3 separate regions of the Homo sapiens genome follow, and all the other regions are linked to region 3. The links are chromatin loops, found by intact Hi-C in ENCODE. Cell type or tissue: heart left ventricle. All regions are shown on one strand. Links, peaks and the distances in the headings refer to the core of each region. The heading gives the core; the rest is flanking DNA. Region 1 has its middle 44 kb from the start of KBTBD2. Region 2 has its middle 43 kb from the start of LINC00997. Region 3 overlaps NT5C3A (5'-nucleotidase, cytosolic IIIA).

The links. Peaks named below come from ENCODE experiments on the same cell type or tissue, not always from the same donor. Only the 100,000 strongest peaks of a DNase experiment are listed, where the experiment ranks them.
Region 1: it touches region 3 in a loop (14-fold over the local background); 27 of 110 quality-filtered maps call a loop at or near these places.
Region 2: it touches region 3 in a loop (2.8-fold over the local background); 27 of 110 quality-filtered maps call a loop at or near these places.

What each region holds. Positions count from the first base shown.
Region 1 is chr7:32,843,638-32,851,857 of GRCh38, forward strand. No RefSeq gene overlaps it. Among named protein-coding and RNA genes, the nearest start is that of KBTBD2, 44 kb to the right of the region's middle. RefSeq lists enhancers at 852-1,353, 1,354-1,853. In heart left ventricle, for the core only: a CTCF peak has its summit at 3,187 (motif pointing right); a DNase peak (open chromatin) is centred at 3,154.
Region 2 is chr7:32,797,121-32,805,340 of GRCh38, forward strand. No RefSeq gene overlaps it. Among named protein-coding and RNA genes, the nearest start is that of LINC00997, 43 kb to the left of the region's middle. In heart left ventricle, for the core only: a CTCF peak has its summit at 3,510 (motif pointing right); a DNase peak (open chromatin) is centred at 3,531.
Region 3 is chr7:33,045,970-33,053,590 of GRCh38, forward strand. All of the region lies in intron 1 of NT5C3A (5'-nucleotidase, cytosolic IIIA), which reads right to left. It also overlaps the pseudogene RN7SL505P. Among named protein-coding and RNA genes, the nearest start is that of NT5C3A, 13 kb to the right of the region's middle. In heart left ventricle, for the core only: a CTCF peak has its summit at 4,953 (motif pointing left); no DNase peak of the experiment used is centred there; H3K4me3 peaks cover 511 bases; H3K27ac peaks cover 517 bases.

The DNA.
Region 1 (8,220 bases), core at 1,099-6,098, 200 kb before region 3:
GAGCAAAGTTATCTATATAAAGAAAACACAATGAGTTGTGACAAGGATGACGTGAAAATACAGGACAATTCTGACAATGTAGGGGCTGATTTTATAGTGTAAGAACTATTAATGCCCCTTGCTTCTTTTTTCTGCCTCTTGCTCTTGTCTTTTGGACATTTCAGTGATTGTAAGTTCTTCGGTCATGTCAGCCCCTGTCATCAACTTGAGTTACAGTAGATGGGGCAGACATGGAGTGTTTGCTTTGCGGAACTATCTGTCTGTTTTGCTTCCTTGTGCTCTTTTTGTTCTCTGTTCTCCTGTTAATGAAGCTTTTCCTGCCCATTATTAATCCAAACTCTTGGGCCTTGTGGTTAGGAAATTCCCTTAACTTCCAGCCATGTGGCATTATCATGTCTCTTTCTCTCTCTCGCTCTCTCTCCTCTCCTCCTCCCCCCAACATTTTCTGTCAAATAAGTACTGTTTACTCATTTAGTTGCTTATCAAATACTTATTCTTGGTTTTAAAAAAATTATTGGTAACTGTACTTTTCTTATTTTTTAGCATTATTCAAATGTTTACATTTTAATACTTTAAACCACTTTAAAATTTTTTCATGTTTAATTGTAGTTTTAAGAAAAACTATTTTGAACAACCCCAAATATAGTGCATCTAGAAACTAATGTATATTTGAGTAGACATCACTTATAGTGGAACAGTAGACTGTAGTACATGGTAATTTTCCTTTTACTCTTAAGATACAATAAAACATGACTAATTTTCCTGTCAAAAATGTAAAGAATAACAATAAATGAAGTTTTTATATTTTACTTTTAAGATTGCCTGTCTTTACTAAGACAAAGCCTTAAGCCTTATGTTATAATTTTGGTTCTAAAAATCATCATTTCAGTATGAGGAATGAGTATATTTCGTCCTCCTCTTTAGTTTTCTTCTTCCTATTTATTTTTATTTTGAGAAATTTCTACACCTTCTTTGAATTCCTTGTATGAATTTTTGTTTCCTAGAAGTTAATTTGTGTGAAATGAGATTCTTCAAAACGATGAAACCTCGTAGCTCTGAGAAAAGGTTTTAGGGTTTTAAATTCTAAGCAAACCATGACTATGGCTGACTGACTACACATTTAATTATACAGCTTCTCTTTCTTAACCACAGGCAGATTAACCTCATTGTGGATTGTCCTTCAGACCTTAGTCCTCAGGCATGGTTTCTGGTGCCCATTCCTGGAAGCCGCTGTTCCCTTTCTACCTTCTTACCAGAGCCCAAGGGCAGGCCTGGTCTCGAGGAAGCAGCAGCTTGCTGACATGAGTCAGCTGCAAAGGCTGAGGAGTGTGCCCTCAGAGAAGCAGCGCCCCCCAGTCCTGCCCCAGTGCCCAGAGCCGCAGCTCCTAGGGATGCTCCTTCCCTGGAGGCGGCCCAGGAGAGGGACTCTGGCAGCGTTCTTCAGATTTGTGACCACTGTTTCTCATTTGCTGGTTGACTATTTTTATTTCTTAGGCTTTTGCTAGTTTTAGAAAATAGGAAAGCAGCCCGTGATTTGTGGATTAAAAGCAACATTTGAGCGATGATGCACAACAGTCCAGGAAAATGGGCAGTGACACTTGAGGCTGAGGATGGGAGTCGACATGAGCAGGGAGAGGGAGGTGCGCGCTGCTTATCTGTGATTGTTGCTCACCTGAGTGTGGCTGATTGTGTACATCCAGCAGCTACAATTTTTAAAAATTATATTTTTACATTTATTTTATATTTTTCTCACCCCCAGTAATTTCCTTCCAAATAAGTTCACATGTAATAAGTAGAAATTCTGTACAGGAAAAAAGCATTAAAAATACTATTATAACTGCTTCATTTGCTGGGAACCATTACAAGTAGTATAAATTAGCTTTTTCCAGAAGGATCCTCTTGTAGCAGGGTTTATGAATGTAACCCCCAGCAAAATGTGACTATATATTAGGAGAGCCAGTTTGGAGCAGAGGCCTGAAGGTCCCTGCTATGCAGCCGTGGCCACAGCTCACAGCACCAGTGCTGTGGAGCATCCACACCTTTGATGGCAATGCAGAGTGATAGCAGGTTCCATAGGTGTGACAAAACAGCATTAAAGCTCAGTATTTTGCATATTTTTAGCATTTAAAAATATTTTTGCTTTAGTGTGAGGAAAGTAAGGATGGGCAAAGAGGCGATCAAAATAGCTATTGCTATGACATTTTAGAAAACAAAGTTGGGGCCGTATTTCTTTAAAAAGATAAGCCTCTAAAAATGCTTGGCAAAAAAACTATAGTGTTAAAATAGGCCAGTGATATTAATGAGAAAATGAAAGTATATATCAGGAATAAAGTGATATTGCATAGGAGTATTGTATTTTTATGAATTTTGTGCCAGTTGTTTACATGTACTATATATGTTAAATAAAAAAATCATGAAAAATGAGGGAAATGTTTTTCTTGATTGTTATTTTCATTTCCACCTTGACTGTGATCAAGTTCGGCCTCGTTTTGTAGTCAGATAGCCATGAACTGGTTTGAGTCAGATGGCAGTCCTGAGAAGAGAGGGAGGGATCATAACAGTGGGGGTAGACTCTGGTCTTGTTGTTGGTAGTGGTAGGCACTGAGATTATCCGAACTTTTCCTGTATTTATGGTAGAGTCACTTACATTCCTTTATCCTTTTCATCAAGGGACACAGTAATTCATTCAAACTATATATTGGGAATAATTAAAGGGTTGCTAAAAGCTGCTTTAATGTATTTAAAAAATACGTTGGTATCAACATTTTCTAAATTGTAGCTCAATGTTTTTACTTGATACAAACATCAACTTCTTGGTTCTTTCTCTATGTAGGAAAGACATTTCAGCTCTCTTCATTCCTGTGTAATTACTTTCTTAACACAATGACACCTTGATTCTGACATCTTTGGGGAATGAGGTGTTCTAATACAGTTTAAAAGTAGCTCCTCTTTTAATTAGCAGGCATCAGCATCACCTGGAAGGCCTGTAGATTGCTGGGCCCCACCACAGAGGTTTCTGTTTCAGTTGGCCTATGGTGGGGCCCCAGAACTTGGATTTCTTAACAGTTCTCAGGTGGTGTTGAGGCTGTTCGTCCAGGGACGATACTTGAGAGCCTCTGCTCTAATCGGTGGGTACAGACTGGCTGGATGACTGGCCTCCAGGGGGCGCTCCATTCCTCACAGCAATCCCACCAGAGCTGGTTGATGGACACTCTACCAGGAGCTGAATTTTACCACGTACCTTCTTTGCCTGTTAGGGGGCACTGCTTCAATGAAACTTGCAAGGAGCAAAGAACAGATTAGGAAATTTTTAATCGGAACACTGATATGAATTATAGATTATTTACATATTTTGAAGCTGCAAACTGCACCTCGTTTCTTTTCAGTTCAGAGATGGAAAAGGAGTGAAAATCCTTGAAATAGAACTTCCTTTTGTAGGATTACTTTGTCTAGAAGACAATACATAAATTCAATGATGTGTGGGGATTGCAAAAATTCATTTTCCACTTTATTACTTTTGTTTTGGCACCACAAATCCGAATCTTCTTCCTTTATTAGAAGTCAGCCAATAATCAGCGCTAGGTCACAGATTGCTTGCTTCTTTCTTCTTCCTCCTTTTTCTCCTGCCCCCAACTAGAAGTTTCTAATTTGAATCAACAAAATTGTTCTCAATGCAGAAAAAGAGGAGCTACTTTTAAACTTCATTACATTCCTGAATTGGTCTTTATTTCACAGCATCGTTATCAGGACGAATACATTTTACATTAGAAATTGAAAAGGATATTAAGGTACAAAAAGGTCTTGAAAACTTTCCTTTTACATTTCCTCCCGTGAGAGAGATTTTAAAATTCTGAATGAATATATAAGAATTGAAGACTCGATTTGATTGTAGTGTAATTAAGAGATAGTTTTCCTTTTTTTCAAAGAGATTAGGATAACATTGATACTGGATCCACTTTCAAAGCAATGTTTTCTATAGTTTTCTATACTCAGTTATCTTTAACCCAAAACTCTAAATAAGTATGCACAGTGTTGTCAAAATGACTTTCAAATAAATGGTAGCACTACATGGTATTCTGCTTCATAGGCATGTTCTTTTAAATGCAGCATAATATCATTTCGTTGATTTTTTTAAGTATCTGGTGGGCCTTTTTCCTGTAGGCAAATTTAATATCTTGGCGGGGGGAGTTGAATTTTGCAGACTTCAGCTCGTTTGGTTGTTATGCTGATTACTCTGATACCCTTAGTCCTTATGCATTTCTGAAAAAATAGAAATGAAAATACGAAATGGCCACTGCTAAGTAGATTTGGCATAATGTCATGAAAACTGGGAAAGAAAGATGCCTGCAGGCCACCTCTGGCTCTGCCCCCTGCTGCTGATATCCTGCTCTTTGGCCAGGCTCCTCAAGTCTTCACTCTGGTATCCGCTTAGTGAACAGACTTCAGATTCGGAGGCCTCGCTCTTGCTCTGGAAAATTCTCTTCCCAGAAGAGTACAATTTGGTAATCCCTTGAGCCCTTTACATAGGTAACAAATTTGACCTTTTTGAACAGACTTATATGGCAGTAATTCTCAAACTTATCTGCACATTAAAATTACTTGGGGAGCTTCAAAAAATCCTGAAGCCTTTTTCCCACCCCTAGAGATGTGTGGCCTGAGATTTAGAATTTTTTTTAATCCCCAGTGATTCTAGTGCCCTAGGGCTAACATTTTAGAACTTGCCCTCCCTACTTCACCTCTGAATAACAAGATTTCCACATCTCCACCCAGTCAAAGTAGGAATGGCAAGCGTCTGTCATGTACACTTTATTAATTGTGATTATTAATTTCTACATTATTTCTAATCATGGCACCTAGTGTTGAGTAGACTCTTCAGGAAAGAATTCTGTCTTCAGTTATGGATGCTGCCAATGGCAGGGAGAAGGGGGAGAGTGGCAGTGCAGGTGCCACATATTTGTAAACCCTGATTAGAGTGTCAAGAAGAAATGGGAATATAGCAGCAAAAAGAAAAAATACAAATCACTTTGAAAATTTATTGTGTGAGGAATCATGTGTCTTCTCTGCAGATGCTTTTTGCCCCTCCTGGAATATGCTTTTCTTAGTATGTATTTCAGATACAACTCAAATGTCACCTCTTCTGTGAGGTCTTTCCTGACTGCCTGCCATTTGGTTGAGTGCATTGCCTCCCACTGCCCACGTGCCCATAACTCCCACGCACACATTTATCAACATGACTTTTCCCCCACTCTATTGTGTTCTTCATAAAAAGAACATGTCTTACTCCATTCTGAATCCACAGTGCCTCTTAGCACAGTTCCTGGAAAGTAGTACTGCTTAATGATGTTTTGAAATAAACCATACTTTATTCAACAATGCAGTAAATTGCAGATGGCAATAAAAGTTGTTTTTAGGACTAAAAGACAGTTTATGTTTTCCAGCCATGGAAAAGAAATAACAAGGAAATGCAGGACATCATCAGATGAGGTAAATATCATAGGGGAAAATATCCGTGTCAAACAGCTAAACAATAATTAACCTCATAGCATATCCTTGGTAGGTACTTTCAGACATGGCTAGTGACCATATGAATTTATTGGAAGGCAATATGATAAAGACACATACATCTGTCCAGGGGCGGGACTCATTGACTGATTTCAGTGTGTGGCTCAGGATACTGTGGTGACCAGCCATAGACACATTTGCTGCTGAACAGGGAGCAAGGAACTCTGGTAATTTGATTAAAAGTCTGGGAAGAGGGATTTTCCAAAGGATGAGAAGGGACTGATGTGTTATTATTGGGTGTAGATATTAGGGAAAACAGATGACAACAGTTGCACAATTAATATTGTCATAATAGAGACAACTACGCTGGAATCCATAATCCATCCTTTACAAACTTAGTGAAATAGGGCATGTTTCTTGAACATCAGTTTCTTTTAAAAGAATATGGCTTTTAGGATAGTAATTAGAAACAAGAAATAGACAAAGGAACAATCACAGCAGGAAATTTTAATATACCTCTCCTTAGAAATTGAGATAATAAGCAAAAAGATCAGTAAGGAAATGCATGATTTGAGTAATAAAAGCAACTTGATTTAACAGTCATATGTAGAACTGCACCCAACAAGTGAAGAGTATACATTCTATTCAGGTATATGGGACATTTCCAAGAATTGACAGTAGAACATGAGCTCCTGACCAGGCACAGTGGCTCATGCCTCTAATCCTAGCACTTTGGGAGGCAGAGGCAGGCAGATCTCTTGAGCCCAGGAGTTTGAGACCAACCAGGGCAACATGACAAAACCCTGTCTCTACAAAAAATTAGCCAGGGTGGTATGTGCCTGTATTGCCAGCTACTTGGGAAGTTGAGGTGAGAGGATCACTTGAGCCCAGGAGGTTGAGGCTGCAATGAGCCATGATTGTACCACTGCACTATGGCCTGGGTGACAGAGTGAGACCCCTGCCTCCAAAAAAAACAAAAAACTTGAACATGAGCTCCAAGAAAGCATGACTTTTTGGCCTATTTTGTTTACAGATGTAACCTAAGCATCTAGAACAGTACCTGACACATGTGGGTGCCCAATATTTGTTAAAGGAAAGAATTGATCATACCTGGAGCCAAATGGCAATTCTTTGGGGGGGAAAAAACAATCTTAAGGATTGAAAATCCTTTAGTTGGAAATCAGCACAAATGAAACAGTTTTAAATATTAATTCATAATTTATGATGAAAATTTGAGAAAAAATAGAACAATTATATGCTACAAATTGTGTGTGGAATATGACTAAAGCAGTTCTAGAGTTTTTTTTTTGGCCTTTAGCCTAAAATGCATTCATTAAGCCAAAAATCAATAAATATCTGTATCAGGAATATAAATAACAGAATAGTTCCCCCACCCCAATTTGAAGGGAATAATGAGCAGAAATTGATGAAACAGAAAACAGATCAACAAAGTCAAAGTTGGTGTATTAGTCCTTTTTCACACTGCTGATAAAGACATACTTGAGACTGCGCAATTTACAAAAGAGGTATAATGGACTTAAGTTCCACATGGCTGGGGAGGCCTCACAATCATGGCCGAAGGCAAGGAGGAGGAAGTCACATCTTACGTGGATGTCAGCAGACAGAGAGCTTGTGCAGGGAAACTCCACCTTATAAAACCATCAGATCTCATGAGACTTATTCACTATCACGAGAACAGCATGGGAAAGACCTGCCTCCATGATTCAATTACTGCCCACCAGGGTCCCTCTCACAACATGTGGGAATTCAAGATGAGATTTGGGTGAGGACACAGCCAAACCATATCAGTTGGTTATTTGAAACCTTAATCAGGAGATAAGAGAGAAGGTGTAAAAGATAAGGAATGGCAAATTACAGAAGCTGCAGAGAGTAAACAGGTAATGGGGATATTATAAACAAACTTTGTCAATAAATTTGGACACTTTGATAAAATGTCTAAATTTCTAGAAAAAACAGAGCTGAACCAAGAAGAAATAGAAATTAGAAATAACAGTCATCCCCCAGAAAGAAGTTGGATTAACAACTTTTTAAAATCTTCCCTTGAAGAAAACAACATATCCAGTGTTATAAGCTATTCCTACCAAACATTCAAGATATGGATTATTCCAGTCTTACACAAACATCCAAAAAATAGCAAATAAACTCAGTTCTTTAGATGACTGCAACATTAATACCAAGAGCACAGTAGGGTCAATGCAATAAAGGAAAATTGCATGTCTATTGCAATCATTAATAAAAATGTAAACAAGAACCTAGCAATAAAGTTAACAAGATATAAAAATATCAGTTCTCAAATTTATCTAAAGTTTTAATCAAAATTTCAGTAAGACTTTTTATGGAGCCCGACAAACAATGTAAAATTTTTATAGGTAAAGAATAATCAAGATAAGTCAGAAGAACATAAGATAAGGGCATTTTTCCTATAAGATGTCAAGGTTTATTACAAGACCTGTAGAAGTATTGGCACAGGAATATTTTAAAAATTGACTAATAGAGCAGAATAGATGGCTTGGGAGCAAGTGTGCATACATTTAATAAATGAGGCTGTGATAATTGATTATCCATATCAAAAACAATGGTATTGAGTCCCTACTTCACATTATACACAAAAATAAAACTCCCCAGATGAATCAAATATCTAAACATGAAAAGCAATATTGTAAAACTTAGAAGACAATATAGGATAATATCTTTACC
Region 2 (8,220 bases), core at 1,109-6,108, 250 kb before region 3:
ATGCTTTTGTTTAGAACATTTATTACCCTTGAAATAAAATCCAGGTTATTTTCTGATTTATAAGGCCTTTTGAATCTGGTCTTTGCTTGCTTTTCTGGACTAATTTCCTTCTTCACAATTTACAAACTGACCAAATTGAATGTTTTAGTTACTTTAATGGGCCTTCTTTTCATACAGTTTTTTCTGCCTTAAGCACCATTCCCCATGGACTGGTTAAATCTTAGGTAACCATACATCCTAGTTTATGCTTGTTTTCACTATCACTCTCAAAAGTGTGCCTGTTTGGATGGTAAATGATATGGTAACCCTGGTTAAGTTCAATTTACACCTCATGTAACTTCCTCCAGGAGGCTTTAACAAAAATTCTATCTTGGTTCCTTTTGTTTAAATTTCAAATGCACCTCATATTACTTAACACCCAACTGTATTAGTCATTTTGATTGTCTTCACTGCTGTGAGGGCAAGGGCTTGTGTCTACCCTATTTATCTCTTTATCTTCAACACCTAAAAGTGTGTGGCACATAACAAGCACAGAACTGAACAAAACCTATGTAAAGGAGTGTATAGGTCATGAAGAAAAATTTAATTTCAGTAAAGTCATTCAGGCAACTATTTTGGAATTCTAATTAGTACTGAAATGTCTCTGACACCATGGAGAAAGGATTTGTCAAATAACCATCAAATGAGTTGGAATTAAAAAAAAAAAAAAACTTCCCAACATATAAAAATGATATAAACAAGTAGAGTTTATCTCATAAATAAAAGATTGCTTTAATATCAGAAAATCACATACCATACTAACAGAATAAAGGACAAAAACCATAGGACTGTGCCAATAGATACTGATATGGTTTGGCTCTGTGTCCCCACCAAAATCGCATGTGGAATTTTTTTTTATATATATATACAGAGTCTTGCTCTGTCACCAGGCTGGAGTGCAGTGGGGTGATGTCGGCTCACTGCACCCTCCGCCTCCCGGGTTCAAGCTATTGTCCTGCCTCAGCCTCCCTAGTAGCTGGGACTACAGGCGTGCGCCACCACGCCTGTGCACCTGGATAATTTTTTGTATTTTAGTAGAAACAGGGTTTCACCATGTTGGTCAGGCTGGTCTCCAACTCCCGATCTCAGGTGATTCGCTCGCCTCGGCCTCCCAAAGTGCTGGGATTACCGGCATGAGCCACTGCGCCCGGCCTCATGTGGAATTTTTAGTCCGCACATGTTAGGGTAGGGAACTGGTGGGAGGTGACTGGATCATGGGGGCAGTTCTCCATGCTGTTCTTGTGATAGTGAGTTCTCACTAGATATGATGGTTTAAAAGTGTGGCACATCCCCCTTTGCACTTGCTCTCTCTCTCTCTCCTTCTCTCCTTTGTCTCTCTCCTCTCTCTCTTCTCTCTCTCTCGTCGCCATGTAAGATATGGCTTGTTTCTCCTTTGCCTTCTGCCATAATTGTAAGTTTCCTGAGGCCTCTCCAGCCATGTGGAACTGTGAGTCAATTAAACATCTTTTCTTTATAAACTGCCCACTCTCAGGTAGCTCTTAATAGCAGTGTGAAAATGGACTAATACATAGAAAAATTATTTGACAAATTAGAGGACCCATTTATGATTAAAACTCACCAAATTAGGAAGAGAAAGAAACTTCCTCAACCTGATGAGGAACATCTATGAAAAATCTACAGCTAATATGTATAATAGTGAAAGATGGAAAACTTTCCCCCTACCATCAGGAGCTAAACAAAGATGTCAGCTTTCACCACCTCTATTCACAATTGTACTGGAAGTCCTAACTGAGGCAATAAGACAAGGAAAAGAAAAAATTTAACCCTCAATAGTTTAAGGAAAAATGAAAAGGCATATGGCTTTGAAGGAGTCTCAAAAAACAAAACAAAAACTCTAGAAATAATAACGTAGCCGGATTACAAGATAAAGACCAATATAAGCCAAGCTTGGTGGCTCATGCCTGCAGTCCCAGCTACTGAGGTGGCTGACGTGGGAGGGTCACTTAAGCCCTGTAGTTCAAGGCTAGCCTGGGCAACAGAGCAAGACCTCATCTCTGAAAAAAAAAAAAAAAGTCAATAAACAACTGCATTGTATGTACTATCAACTATTAAAAAACATTTTTTTTTTGAGGTAAGGTCTCACTCTGTCACCCAAGCTGGAGTGCAGTGGTGCCATCATGGTTAACTGCAGCCTCAACCTCCCAGTCTCAATCAGTCCTCCCACTGCAGCCTCCTGAGTACCTGAGACTGCAGGCACAAGCTACCATGCCCGGCTAATTTTCATATTTTTTGTAGAGATGGGGTTTTGTCATGTTGCCCAGGCTGGTCTCAAACTCCTGGGCTCAAGCAATTTGCCCACTTTGATCTCCCAAAGGGCTGGGATTATGTTACTGTGCCCAGCCATAAAAAAATTAACAGTGTCATTAAAGAAAACCATTTAGCAATAAATTCAACAAGAGATGTATAAGAACTGTACACTATATAACATTGCTGAGAGAGATTTAAAAAGATCTGAAGAGAGAAATATACCATGTTCATAGTTTGGAGGAGTTGATATTGGTAAGTTGGTAATTCTCTCCAAATTGGTCTGCAGATTCAATGCAATTGTTATCAAACCACCACTATGTTTTTTTTCCTTTTTTTGCAGAAATGGATGGGCTGATTATAACGTTTATGTGGAAAAGCAAAGGTCCTACAATAGTCAAAACAATTTTTACAAAAAGAACAAAGGAGACTTACTCTAAACTATTTCAAAATTTTATTATAATAAAGATAACATGGTACTGCATAAGGATAGACATAGATCAATGGGATATAATTGAATCCAGAAAGATCCTCACATACACATGTATAGTCCATATATATATATATATATATATATATATATATATATATATATTTTTTTTTTTTTTTTTTTTTTTTTTTTTTTTGAGATGGAGTCTTGCTCTGCTGCACAGGCTGGAGTCCAGTGGTGTGATCTTGGCTCACTGAATCCTCTGCCTCCCAGGTTCAAGTGATTCTCCTGCCTCAGTCCCCCAAGTAGCTGGGATTACAAGTGTGAACACCCAGCTAATTTTTGTATTTTTAGTAGAGACAGGGTTTCACCATGTTGGCTGGGCTGGTCTCAAACTCCTGACCACAAGTGATCCGCCTGCCTCTGCCTCCCAAAGTGCTGGGATTACAGACGTGAACCACAGCGCCTGGCCTGTATAGTTGTGGGTGTCAAGCCACCTAGATGCCAAGGCAAGAGACCGAGGGCACGAGCCGCTCCAATATAATAAAATATATAAAACAACAAGAGTTATACTAGATCTAGATCATAGACATGATTATATATGAATATCATTAATCATTAGTTTGTAGCAATTACTCTTTATTCCAATATTATAATAATCCTCGCTTTATAATCATAACCTAGGAAAAACCAGGCCATACAGAGATAGGAGCTGAGGGGACATAGTGAGAAGTGACCAGAAGACAAGAGTGCGAGCCTCTGTTATGCCCGGACAGGGCCACCAGAGGGCTCCTTGGTCTAGCAGTAACGCCAGCGTCTGGGAAGACACCTGTTGCCAAGCAGACCGTGGTCTAGCAGTAGCGTCAGTGTCAAGTTAAAACACTAGCTACTTAGCAGACCAGGAAAGGGAGTCTCCCTTTCCCCAGGAGAGTTTAGAGAAGGCTCTAATCCTCCACCTCTTGTGGAGGGCCTGACTGATGTCAGGCCCACCAGCAGTTATCTGGAGGCCTAACCATCTCCCTGTGATGCTGTGCTTCAGTGGTCATGCTCCTTAGTCCACTTTCATGTTCCATCCTGTACACCTGGCTCTGCCTTTTAGATAACAGTAGCAAAATTAGTGAAAGTGCTAAAAGTGTCTGATATGCAGAAATAGTGGCATAAGCTGTCTCTCTCTCTCTCTCTCTCTCTCTGCCTCTTCGGCTGCCAGGCAGGGAAGGGTCCCCTGTCCAGTGGACATGTGACCCACATGACCTTCCCTATCATTGGAGATGGCTCACACTCCTTACCCTGCCCCTTTGTCTTGTATCCAATAAATATCAGCGCAGCCTGGCATTTGGGGCCACTACTGGTCTCCGCCTCTTGGTGGTAGTGGTCCCCCGGGCCCAGCTGTCCTTTCTTTTATCTCTTTGTTTTGTGTCTTTATTTCTACAATCTCTCATCTCTGCACACGGGGAGAAAAACCCACAGACCCCGTGGGGCTGGACCCTACATATAGTCAATATTTTTAATAAAAGTATTCAACAGGGAGAGGATAGTCTTTTCAAAAATGGTGCTTGAACAATTGTAGATATATAAGTTCATAGAATAATGTATTAGTCTGTTCTCACACTGCTATAAAGATACTACAAGAGACTAGGTAATTTATAAACAAAAGAAGCTTGATTCACAGTTCTGAATGGCTGGGAGGCCTCAGGAAACTTACAATCATGGCAGAAGATGAAAGAGAAGCAAGGCACATCTTACATGGTGGCAGGAGAAAGGGAGAGAGAGTGAAGTGGAACTGTCATACTTTAAAACCATTAGATCTCAGGCAAACTCCCTCACTATCATGAGGACAACATAGGAGAAACAACCCCCATGATCCAATCATCTCCCAGTTCCCTTCCTTGACACATGGGGATTACAATTTGAGATGAGATTTGGGTGGGGACACAGAGCCAAACCATATCATTCTGCCCTGGCCCCTCCCAAATCTGACAACCTTTTCACATTTCAAAATCAATTATACCTTCTCAACAGTCTCCCAAAGTCTTACTCATTCCACCATTAACTCAAAAGTCCAAGTTCAAAGTCTCATCTTAGACAAGGCAAGTCCCTTCCACCTATGAACCTGTAAAATCAATAAGTTAGTTACTTCCAAGATTCAATGGGGGTAAAGGCATTAGGTAAATGTTCCCATTCCAAATTGGTCAAACTGGCTAAAACAAAGGGGCCACAGGCCCCATGCACATCCGAAACCCAATAGGGCACTCATTAAATCTTCAAGCTCCAAAATATCCTTTGACTTCATGTCTCACATCGAGGGCATGCTGATGCAAGGGGTGGGCTCCCATGGCCTTGGGCAGCCCTGCCCCTGTGGCTCTGCAGAGTACAGCCCTGCAGCTGTTCTCATGGGCTGATGTTGAGTGGCTTTTCCAGGTTCATGGTGCAAACTACCATTCTGGGGTCTGAACGACAGTGGCCCTCTTCTCAGCTCCACTAGACAGTGCCCCAGTGGGGAGTCTGTATGGGGGCTCCAGCCCCACATTTGCCTTCCACACTGCCTTAGGAGAGGTTCTCCATGAGGGCTCTGCCTCTGCAGCAGACTTCTGCCTGGACATCCAGGTATTTCCATACACCCTCTGAAATCTAGGCAGAAGTTCCCAAAGCTCATCTCTTGTCTTCACACCCACAGGCCCAACACCACATAGAAGCTTCCAAATCATGGGGCTTACACCCTCTGAAGCAACAATCTAAGCTTTAGCTTGGCCCCTTTTAGCCACAGCTCAAGCTAGAGCAGGCGGGAAACAAGGCACCAAGTCCTGAAGCTGCACAGAGCAGTGGGGCCCTGGGCCTGGCCCATGAAACCATTTTTCCCTCCTAGGCCTCCAGGCCTGTGATGAAAACGGCTTCCATGAAGGTCTTTGATATGCCCTGGAGACATTTTCCCCATTGTCTTGGCTATTAACAGTTGACTGCTTGTTACTTGTGCAAACTTCAGCAGCTCACTTGAGTTCCTCCCCAGAAAATGGGTTTTTCTTTTCTTCCATATGGTCAGGCTGCAAATTTTCCAAATTTCTGCTTCCTGTGAATTTTCCAAACCTATGCTTTGCTTCCCTTTTAAACTTAAGTTTCAATTTCAAACCATCTATTTGTGAACGTATAGTGGAATGCTTTCAGAATAAGCCAGGACACCTCTTGAATGCTTTGCTACTTAGAAATTTCTTCAGACAGATACACTAAATCATCTCTCTGTACTTCAAAATTCTGCAGATCTCTAGGGCAGGGACAAAATGTCAATGTCTCTTTGCTAAAATATAACAAGAATGACCTTTGCTCCAGTTCCTCTTCTCCATCTGAGACCACCTCATCTTGGACTTCATTGTCCATGTCACTGTCAGCATTTTGGTCAAAAACATTCAACAAATCTCTAGGAAGTTCCAAACTTTCCTATATCTTCCTGTCTTCTTCTAAGCCCTCCAAACTGTTCCAACCTCTGCCCATTGCCCAGTTCCAAAGTCACTTCCACATTTTCAAGTTATCTTTATAGCAGTGCCCCACTACCAATTCTCAGCAGTTCTCACACTGCTATAAAGATACTACCTGAGACTGGATAATTTATAAACAAAAGAGGTTTAATTGACTCAAAGTTCTGCATGGCTGGGAGGCTCTCTCAGGAAACTTACAATCATGGTGGAAGGCAAAGGGGAAGCAAGGCACAACTTATATGGCAGCAGGAGAGAGGGAACATGAGCAATGGGGAAGTCCCATGCTTTAAAACCATCAGACCTCATGAGAACTCTCTCACTATCATGAGAACAGCATGGGGGAAACTGCCCCATGATCCAGTCACCTCCCACCAGATCCCTCCCTTAACACATGGGGATTACAATTTGAGATAAGATTTGGGTGGGGACACAGAGCCAAACCATTTCAAAGAAACATAGGTGATTTCCTCTATAACCAGGGAGTAGGGAAAACTTTCCTAACTGTGGCTCAAATTCCAGAAGTATAATTTTGCTTACCAAAAATTAAGCATTTGCAAGTAACAAGACATCACAGGCAAAGTAAACAGACAAATGACAAAATGGGCAAAGGTACTCCTAGTGTTAGTATCTCTAATATATAAACAACCTTTACAAATAAAAAGCTGGGCATGATGGCTTAAGCCTGTAATCCCAGCTACTCAGGAGACTGAAGTGGGAGGATCACTTGAGGCCAGGAGTTTAAGACCATCCTATGCAACATAGCGAGACCCCCATCTCAAAAATAAATAAGTAAAATAAACAGATAATAATAAAAGAACCCAAACCTTAGGAAAATGAGCTTGTAGGATGAACAATAAACAGGAAAAGAAATTCAAATGATTCTTTATCATATGAAAATATGCTTATCTCATTCATACTAACAGAAATGTAAAAAAATAAAATCACAGATTCTCTTTCTCACATATTAAATTGGCAAAAATTAGAAAGTTTGACATGACTGCTGATGGGTAAACAGGCATGCTCACATTGCTGATGGTCCTGTAAATTACCCTCTTACTATGGTGGTTGTGGAGGATTGGGCAGAATTTGGTAAAATTACTAATGCATACGCCCTTTGACCAGCAATTCTGCTTCTAGGAATCTATCCCCAAAACAAACTGGCAAAAATACAATTTTTTTTTTTGAGACAGAGTCTTGCTCTGCCACTCAGGCTGGAATACAGTGGTGTGATCCCAGCTCACTGCAACCTCTGCCTCTGAGGTTCAAGCAATTTTCCTGCCTCATCCTCCCAAGTTGCTGAGACCACAGACCTGTGCCACCATGCGTGGCTAATTTTTTTTTTTTTTTTTTAGTACAGACGGGGTTTCACTATGTTGGCCAGGCTGGTCTCGAACTCCTGACCTCAAGTGATCCACCCATCTCAGCCTCTCAAAGTGCTGGGATTACAGGCATGAGCAAAACTACTTTTTTTTTTTTTTTTTTTTTTTTGAGACGGAGTCTCACTCTGTCACCAGGCTGGAGTGAAGCGGCGCGATCTCAGCCCACTGCAAGCTCCGCCTCCCAGGTTCATGCTATTCTCCTGCCTCAGCCTCCTGAGTAGCTGGGACTACAGGCACCCGCCACCACGCCCAGCTAACTTTTTGTATTTTTAGTAGAGACAGGGTTTCACCATGTTAGCCAGGATGGTCTCGATCTCCTGACCTCGTGATCTGCTCGCCTCGGCCTCCCAAAGTGCTGGGTGCTGGGATTACAGGTGTGAGCCACCACACCCAGCCACAAAAAATACTTTTTAAATGTACACACAAGGCTGTTAGTCCTTACAACAGATAGATACATACATACATACATACATACATACATACATACATACATACACACACATATATATATGAGACAGTGTTTTACTCTGTCACTCAGGCTGGAGTGCAGTGGCTGAGTCTCCTCTCACTGCAGCCGCAACCTCCCAGGCTCAAGCAATCCTCCCACCTTAACCTCCTGAGTAGCTGGGACTTGGGACTA
Region 3 (7,621 bases), core at 2,622-7,621:
TGCCGAACTTAGTGCAGACACTTGATTGGCACAGCACACTAAAGCTTGGAACTCCTGGGCTCAAGTGATCCTTTCACCTCAACCTCCCAGGGACCATAGGCGCTAGGCCAGTACGCCCAGCCTCATGTTTTTTATCATTTAAGATCACTGCAAAAACTTATCCTAGTAGATGACTGTGAGTGAGACTGATTGCAGCCTTATGAATTTACAGACATATGTATATGCAAACTGATGAGAACCTATGGTTCCCATCTCAATGTATTTCTTAAACTTTGCAAAAATCTAGGCCTGGGGCTGAGGCTCACATCTGTAATCCCAGCACCTTGGGAAGTCGAGGTAGAAGGATTGCTTGAGCCCAGGAGTTTGAGACCAGCCTGGGCAACATACAGAGGCCCTGTATCCACAAAAAATGTTAAAAAATTAGCCAAGTGTGGTGGCATGTGCCTGTAGCCCCAACTTCTCAGGAGGCTGAGGTGGAAGGATCACTTCAGCCCAGAAGGTAGAGGCTGCAGTACAATCATGCCACTGCACTTCAGCCTGTGTGACAGGGGGAGGTTGTCTCAAAAAAAAAAAAATTGCAAAAATCTAGATCAAGTAATTTAATTTTCAAAAACTCAAGTAAAATTGTTGAACATGAACTATATCTTTTTTACTTTCTTACTTAAAAAGCATTAAATTCTGTTTTAAACTTTTAGCAGAAATGACACTGATGTTACAATAGGTAGGTCAGGTTCAAGAAAATAGGATGTAAGACAATAACATAAATGAAGGGAGTCTTTCCTGGCTCTCCTTTCAAATGCCATATGTTTGAATATTTCAAGATGCTTAGCACTGACTTTTTTTTTTTTTTTGGAGATGGAGTCTCATTCTGTCGCCCAAGCTGGAGTGCAGTGGTGCAATCTTGGCTCACTGCAGCCTCTGCTTCCCGGGTTCAAACAATTCTACTGCCTTAGCCTCTGGAGTAGTGGGGACCACAGGTGCACCCTGCCACACCTGGCTTCTTTTTTTTTTTTTTTTAAGAGTCGGGTCTTGCTATGGGGTGTAGTAGGTTGGTCTTGAACTCCTATGCTCAAGCGATCCTCTCACCTCAGCCTCCCGAATCTTTTTATTTTATTATAGCTGAATCTCTATGATTGAAATGAAACAAGATGAAAAGCTTTCTGTTTTAATTTTGGACTCCTTCTACATCTCACAATTGGTATTCCTGCCCTTAAAAAGAAACAAACAATATTGTTTAAGATCACTATTTTGTTATAAGTTAAATTAAAAATGGCAAAAAGGTAATGCAATTTAAGCTTTTATTATTGGTGCACTATATCGAGTACATCTAAATGAGGAGTAAAAAGTTAAGATTTAACTTACTACCCTTCCTTCTTACTGTGCCACATAAACACATTAAGTAAATACTAAGGCAAGAGAACAATAAACAAAATTATTTTGAGATTTAAATTCATGAATTAATAGTAACTAGTAGCAAAATTATCTGAAATCATATGAAGGACTGGCGGGTGATAACTTGAGTTGAATACTATGCATCAATTAAATACATTTTTAAATAGTTATGATATCCATGTGATATAATAGCATAAATACAATATAGTTATGAAAATATAAGTATAAATTTATAAACAAATTAAGTAAACAATCTTGATTTAAAACATTACAGAATGACTTCATTTGGGTAAAAAAATTATACTTAATTATATACATAGAAAAATAAAGGAAGTACACTTACTAAAACGGGGGTCTTTTAAGGTGGTGAAAATTATAGATTTCTTTTGCTCATCTAGATTCACTTTTATATCAACGTGTATTGTATGATATAAAAAGAATCAATACAAAATAAAATAGATAAATTATTTATTTATTTGAGACAGGGTCTCACTCTATCACCCAGACTGGAGTGCAGTGGTATGATCTTAGCTTACCAGCCTCAACCTTCTGGGGTCAAGTGATCCTCCTGCCTCAGCCTCTCAAGTAGCTGGAACTATAGGCATGTGCCACCACACCTGGCTTTTATATGTGTATGTGTGTGTGTGTGTGTGTGTCTTTTGATTTCTTACTTAAATAGGATTAAATTCTGTATTTAAATAAACTTTTAGAGGAAATGACATTTATGTTGCAATAGGTAGGTCAGGTCCAAGAAAACAGGATGTAAGATAATACCATAAATGGCGTCTTCATTTATAGTATTGATACATTTGATTTGTGTGTGTGTGTGTGTGTGTGGTTTTTTTTTGATGTATTTGATTTTTAGTAGAGATGAGGTCCCCTTATTTTGCCCAGGCTGGTCTCTAACTCTTAGGCTCAGGTGATCCTCCTGCCTCCACCTCCCAACGTGCTGGGATTACAGGTATGAGCCACCTTGCCCGGCCTGGTAAATAGTTTAAAATAAACAAATTCCTTATAAAAAGCTGGATCATAATTCAGGTACTCATGAGTCCAATTATTAAGACTTCTTTAAAGTTAGGTCACATGACTGGAAACCCATGAATGTGGACCTCATAAGTTAGTTTTCTGAAATCTATAGTGAATCACATGATCGATCTATGCTTGCTATAAGTGTACTAGAGGGGATTCAAAAGTGGGTAAAACATATATGAAAGCTTTATTATCTATAGTAACTTATGTTTCTTGCATAGTTTTAGCCAAATTAAATTTCAGTAGCTCAAAATTAAATAATTATATATGCAATGCCTCCAAGACCCCCGGGTCACTTTAATCATCTCCAATGATTATGGCAGGCATTCAGGGGATCAGGCCCTGTTTTCTACAGTGCTAAGTGCTCAGGTTACAAATTGTTGCTCAAAATTTGGCATAATGCTGGATATCTCCCCATATCCCATCTTTTTAAACTTTAAGAAAGATGTATGACATCACCAAACATTCTGCTATCTCCAAATCTGAGGGCTCAAATGGAATATTGTTTAGAGATAATTTTTTAATGCATTACATAATTAAATCTACTTTAAGAGAGTATCATGTCTAAAAGTAAGTTGAACAAAATTAGCTTTATTAACAGAAGGGAGAAGATAGGACAATATGTATTGAATAACTACTACGTGGTAAGCACTGTTTACAACTTTATGTATATCATCTCTTTTTCAATCTTAATCCAGGAAGGCACTTAGAATAGTATACTGTTAGAATTCTCCAAAATATAATTACTTTAAAACATCAAGTGAAATAAAATACAAACACTAAGAACATATTCTTTATTAATTATTATTATTAGGCCTTATAGCAACATTGCCTGACAAAGTCAAAATACATTCTTAATATAATACCCTGAAGTAAACAAGGCATAAGAGTATTTAGGTGAATCATCCCCATTCTAGATAACTGGAAATTGAAGCTTAGAAAAGTTTAGTATCTTGTCCAAGGATAAACCATTAAAATGTGGCAGAGCTGAGATTTGAACCAAGGACTTACCAACTACTAAACTTTCAAAGACCACCCCATTCCCTTACAAGATTGTCTTCTGTTCAAGCCATAGATTCTATAACTTGTTAAAGGAAAAAGATACTGTATATCATTACTAAATAAGCCACACACAAAGAATTACAGAATAAAAATTATGGAACACTAGAGTTTCCTATCTTACCAAAATTAGGAACATGTGACAAAATCTCTTTTATGTACATATTGTACACAAAATAGAATTTTTATTCTATTTATCTAGCTTAGAAAGACATCAAAATTTTAAAAATTGACAACAGGCCGGGCACAGTGGCTCACGGCTGTAATCCCAGCACTTTGGGAGACCGAGACAGGCAGATCACAAGGTCAGGAGATCGAGACCATCCTGGCTAACACGGTGAAACCCCGTCTCTACTAAAAATACAAAAAAATTAGCCAGGCGTGGTGGCAGGTGACTGTAGTCCCAGCTATTTGGGAGGCTGAGGCGAGAGAATGGCGTGAACCCGGGAGATGGAGCTTGCAGTGAGCCAAGATCGCACCACTGCACTCCAGCCTGGGCGACAGAGGGAGACTCCATCTCAAAAAAAAAAAAAAAAAAAAAAATTACATAAAAATTGGCAACAAATGTACACCTGCTTAAATTACCCAAACAGGGAAACTTTATCCAAAAGCTTCAGAGTACAAGAATCAAACGAATGCTGACTGTGCTACTTAACTAGCTATTTCCTAAGTGAGTTAACAGAAAATTAGGAAAGTAACTACAGCTAGACTGTGTTTTAAGGACTAAATAAATGCGTAGAGTATACTTGGTCAACGTAGGCACCTCTAAATTTTAGTTTTTCCCTAGTTACCAAACAATAGCACAGTGCCAAATTAACCCAAATGGGAGTCAGTTTCTAACTGCTTTCTAGTTCTAGTCCCAGTGAAGCCTCCTTTTTTCTTAAGCCGACTATAGTAAGTTTCTATTTTGCAACATTTTGCTATGCTGTATATAATGCTTGGGTTCTCAACTTTTTCCTGTCTCACTGAATTTTATCTAGCAACTTGTTCCCTTAGAACCCTAACCATTTGACAGAGAAATCCAGATAGACTGAAAAACTGATCTTTTTCACTGGGAAAAGTCTGCCTAACTAATGATATCGGAGATAAGGCAAAGGAGAAGGCTATGCCTTCTGACAAGGCAGTAGAGAAGACAGAATGGGGACAGGAAGGATCTTGCAAGCACTGGCTCTCTACTTCCACCTAATTACAAGAAGGAACTTGGCAAACAAATGAAGCAACTCTTTAATGAACTGCTAAACTACTTTGTAATCTATCAGCACCTTGAAAATGAGGAAGATAAACAACATATATGAAAAAAATGACAAAATGGCATTTAAGTCTATAATGGCAGAAAGTTGTCTTACTTGGTTTAAATTGTATAGATTAATGGTTTAAGCAACTCTGAGAGTTAACATAAAAGTGCGTAACACAAGAAAGATAATTTGATATAGAATAGCAGTGTGTCACAATGGCCAGAGAAGTCTGCCACCTGCTGATGGAAAAACTGAATTGTATAGATTTCCCTACTGCTGTTTTTAAGGAGAGAAAAAAAACCTATCAGGTATGGTTTAATGACATTACATGTCAAGTTGTTAGGCTGAAGATATAAACTACAACCTCTAATTTAAAAGAGAATAAAGATTAAAATAGGACTTAAGATTCTTTATATATCTCTCTCTTTAATAACTCTCTCTAAATATGTAATACCTGAACTATTTTTATTTTTATTTTTTATTTATTTATTTTTTTTGAGATGGAGTCTCACTCTGTTGCCCAGGCTGGAGTGCAATGGTGCAATCTTGGCTCACTGCAACCTCTGCTTCTGGGGTTCAAGTGATTCTCCTGCCTCAGCCTCTTGGGTAGCAGGGATTACAGGCATCTGCCACCACTCCCAGATAATTTTTGTATTTTTAGTATAGATGGGGTTTCACCATGTTGGTCAGGGTGGTCTCGAACTCCTGACTTTGTGATCCGCCCGCCTCGGCCTCCCAAAGTGCTGGGATTATAGGCGTTAGCTACCACGCCTGGCCAACTGAACTATTTTTAAAGCAAACAAAAGAGGTAAATATGGAAACTATTTAACATAAAATACACAGGAACATTCAAACTACTATGAACATTAAGGATAATCCAAAACACTGTGCAAAAAATATAAAGTCCTATAGATTTCACCTCTGCAATCCATCTCTTTTCTGTCTTCCTCTTTCTACTGCTCCCATAACAGTTTAATACTTCATTATCTTTAATACAGGCTTATTTTAATTCCTGCTCCCCACCTCCAGATTCTAATAATATTAATTTAGTGCGTGCTCAGTTATCAGTTTAATTGTATCAAAACACATTCCAGATGGTATCACTTATTTTAAAAACCATACCCAAAGCCTCTCTAGCAAATAAATTGCAAATATCTTATACTAATAGAGATGTTCTACAATGTGGTCCCAACACACTTTAAAAAATCTTGTTGCTTTTAAAAAACCGATTTAAAAAATATATAAAAGCAATACATGCTCATGATATGTCAAACAATATAAAAAGTTAAAGGATGAAAAAGTTGAAGTCTCCCTTCCTGGTCTCATCCTCCCAAGTCCACTGTCATTAGTAAAACTAGAAACAGCTTCTAAAGTTTTTGTTTTGTTTTGTTTTGTTTTGTTTTTTAATTTCCAATGACATAAGGATATACATGTGTATTTCTTTTGGGAGCACAACTGTTCTGCAACTTGCCTTTTCCCCTTGTCACCATTTCTTGAGCTTTTTAAAATGTTAACATAGCCCGGTACAGTGGCTCACACCTGTAATCCAAGCACTTTGGGAGGCTGAGGCAGGTGGATCACCTGAGGTCAGGAGTTCGAGACCAGCTTGGCCAACATGGTGAAACCTCGTCTCTACTAAAAATACAAAATTAGCCAGGCGTGGTAGCAGGTGCCTGTAATACCAACTACTCAGGTGGCTGAGGCACCACGAGTATCACTTGAAGCTGGGAGACAGAGGTTGCAGTGAGCCAAGATCGCATCACTACACTCCAGCCTGGGCAACAGAGAGAGACTCGGTCTCAAAAAAAAAAAAAAAAAAAAAAAAAGTTATACAGATTTTTTTTTCACAGCTGCCCAATATTTTATTATACAAATGCACCATCATTCATTTAACCAATGTATACTGCCTTTAATAAAGTAAATGAAAGTACCTATTTTTCTATATCCTCATCACTCTCTCTTTATACAGTAATTGTCTGGCAGCACCGATTCTATTATTTGTGAGCAAGTAACCTGGAAGTTTTGTTACACATAAAATTTGCATTTTGCTGTAGTAAGAATTTTAATTGTTTACTTAAATGATTCTCAAGCTTTAGCACACATCACAATCACCTGCAGGCTTGTTAAAACAGACTGCTGGGTCCAACCTCAAAGTTTCTGATTGTTTGTCTGGAGTAGGACTAGATAACTCGCATATATAACAAGTTCCTGCTCAATGTTGATGCCATGGTCTGGGACCACTCTTTGAGTACCATTGGTGTAAAACACTAGTATATGGGATCCTGTATTTCAAAATAAGGTTTCATCCTTCTCTAGTTGTCATGGTTTATATAACCAGCTCTTAGGAGCCTTAGCCAGGTTGTAAAAAATTGCTGTATTGTAGGAAAAAATGCCCACCTCTTGCCCGCCAATCAATGGCTAGTATTGGTAACCGAGGTGAAGAAAGTAAAAGGATCTAAAGATGTAATGAGCCTGGGCAACATAACAAGACACTGTCTGTTTTTGTTTTTGTTTTTTTTCGAGACAGAGTCTTGCTCTGTTGCCCAGAGCTGGAGTGCAATGGTGTAATTTTGGCTCACGGCAACCTCTGCCTCCCGGGTTCAAGTAATTCTCCTGCCACAGCCTCCTGAGTAGCTGGGATTACAGGTTTGTGCCACCACGCCTGGCTAATTTTTGTATTTTTAGTAGAGACAGGGTTTCACCATGTTGGCCAGGCTGCTCCAGAACTCCTGACCTCAAGATCTGCCCACCTTGGCCTCCCAAAGTGCTGGGATTACAGGCGTGAGCCACCGTGCCCAGCCACAAGACCCTGTCTCTAAAAATAAAATTAGTCAGGCATGGTGGCACATGTCTGTAATCCCAGCTACTTGGGAGGCTGAGGGGGGAAGACGGTTTGAGCCCAGGAG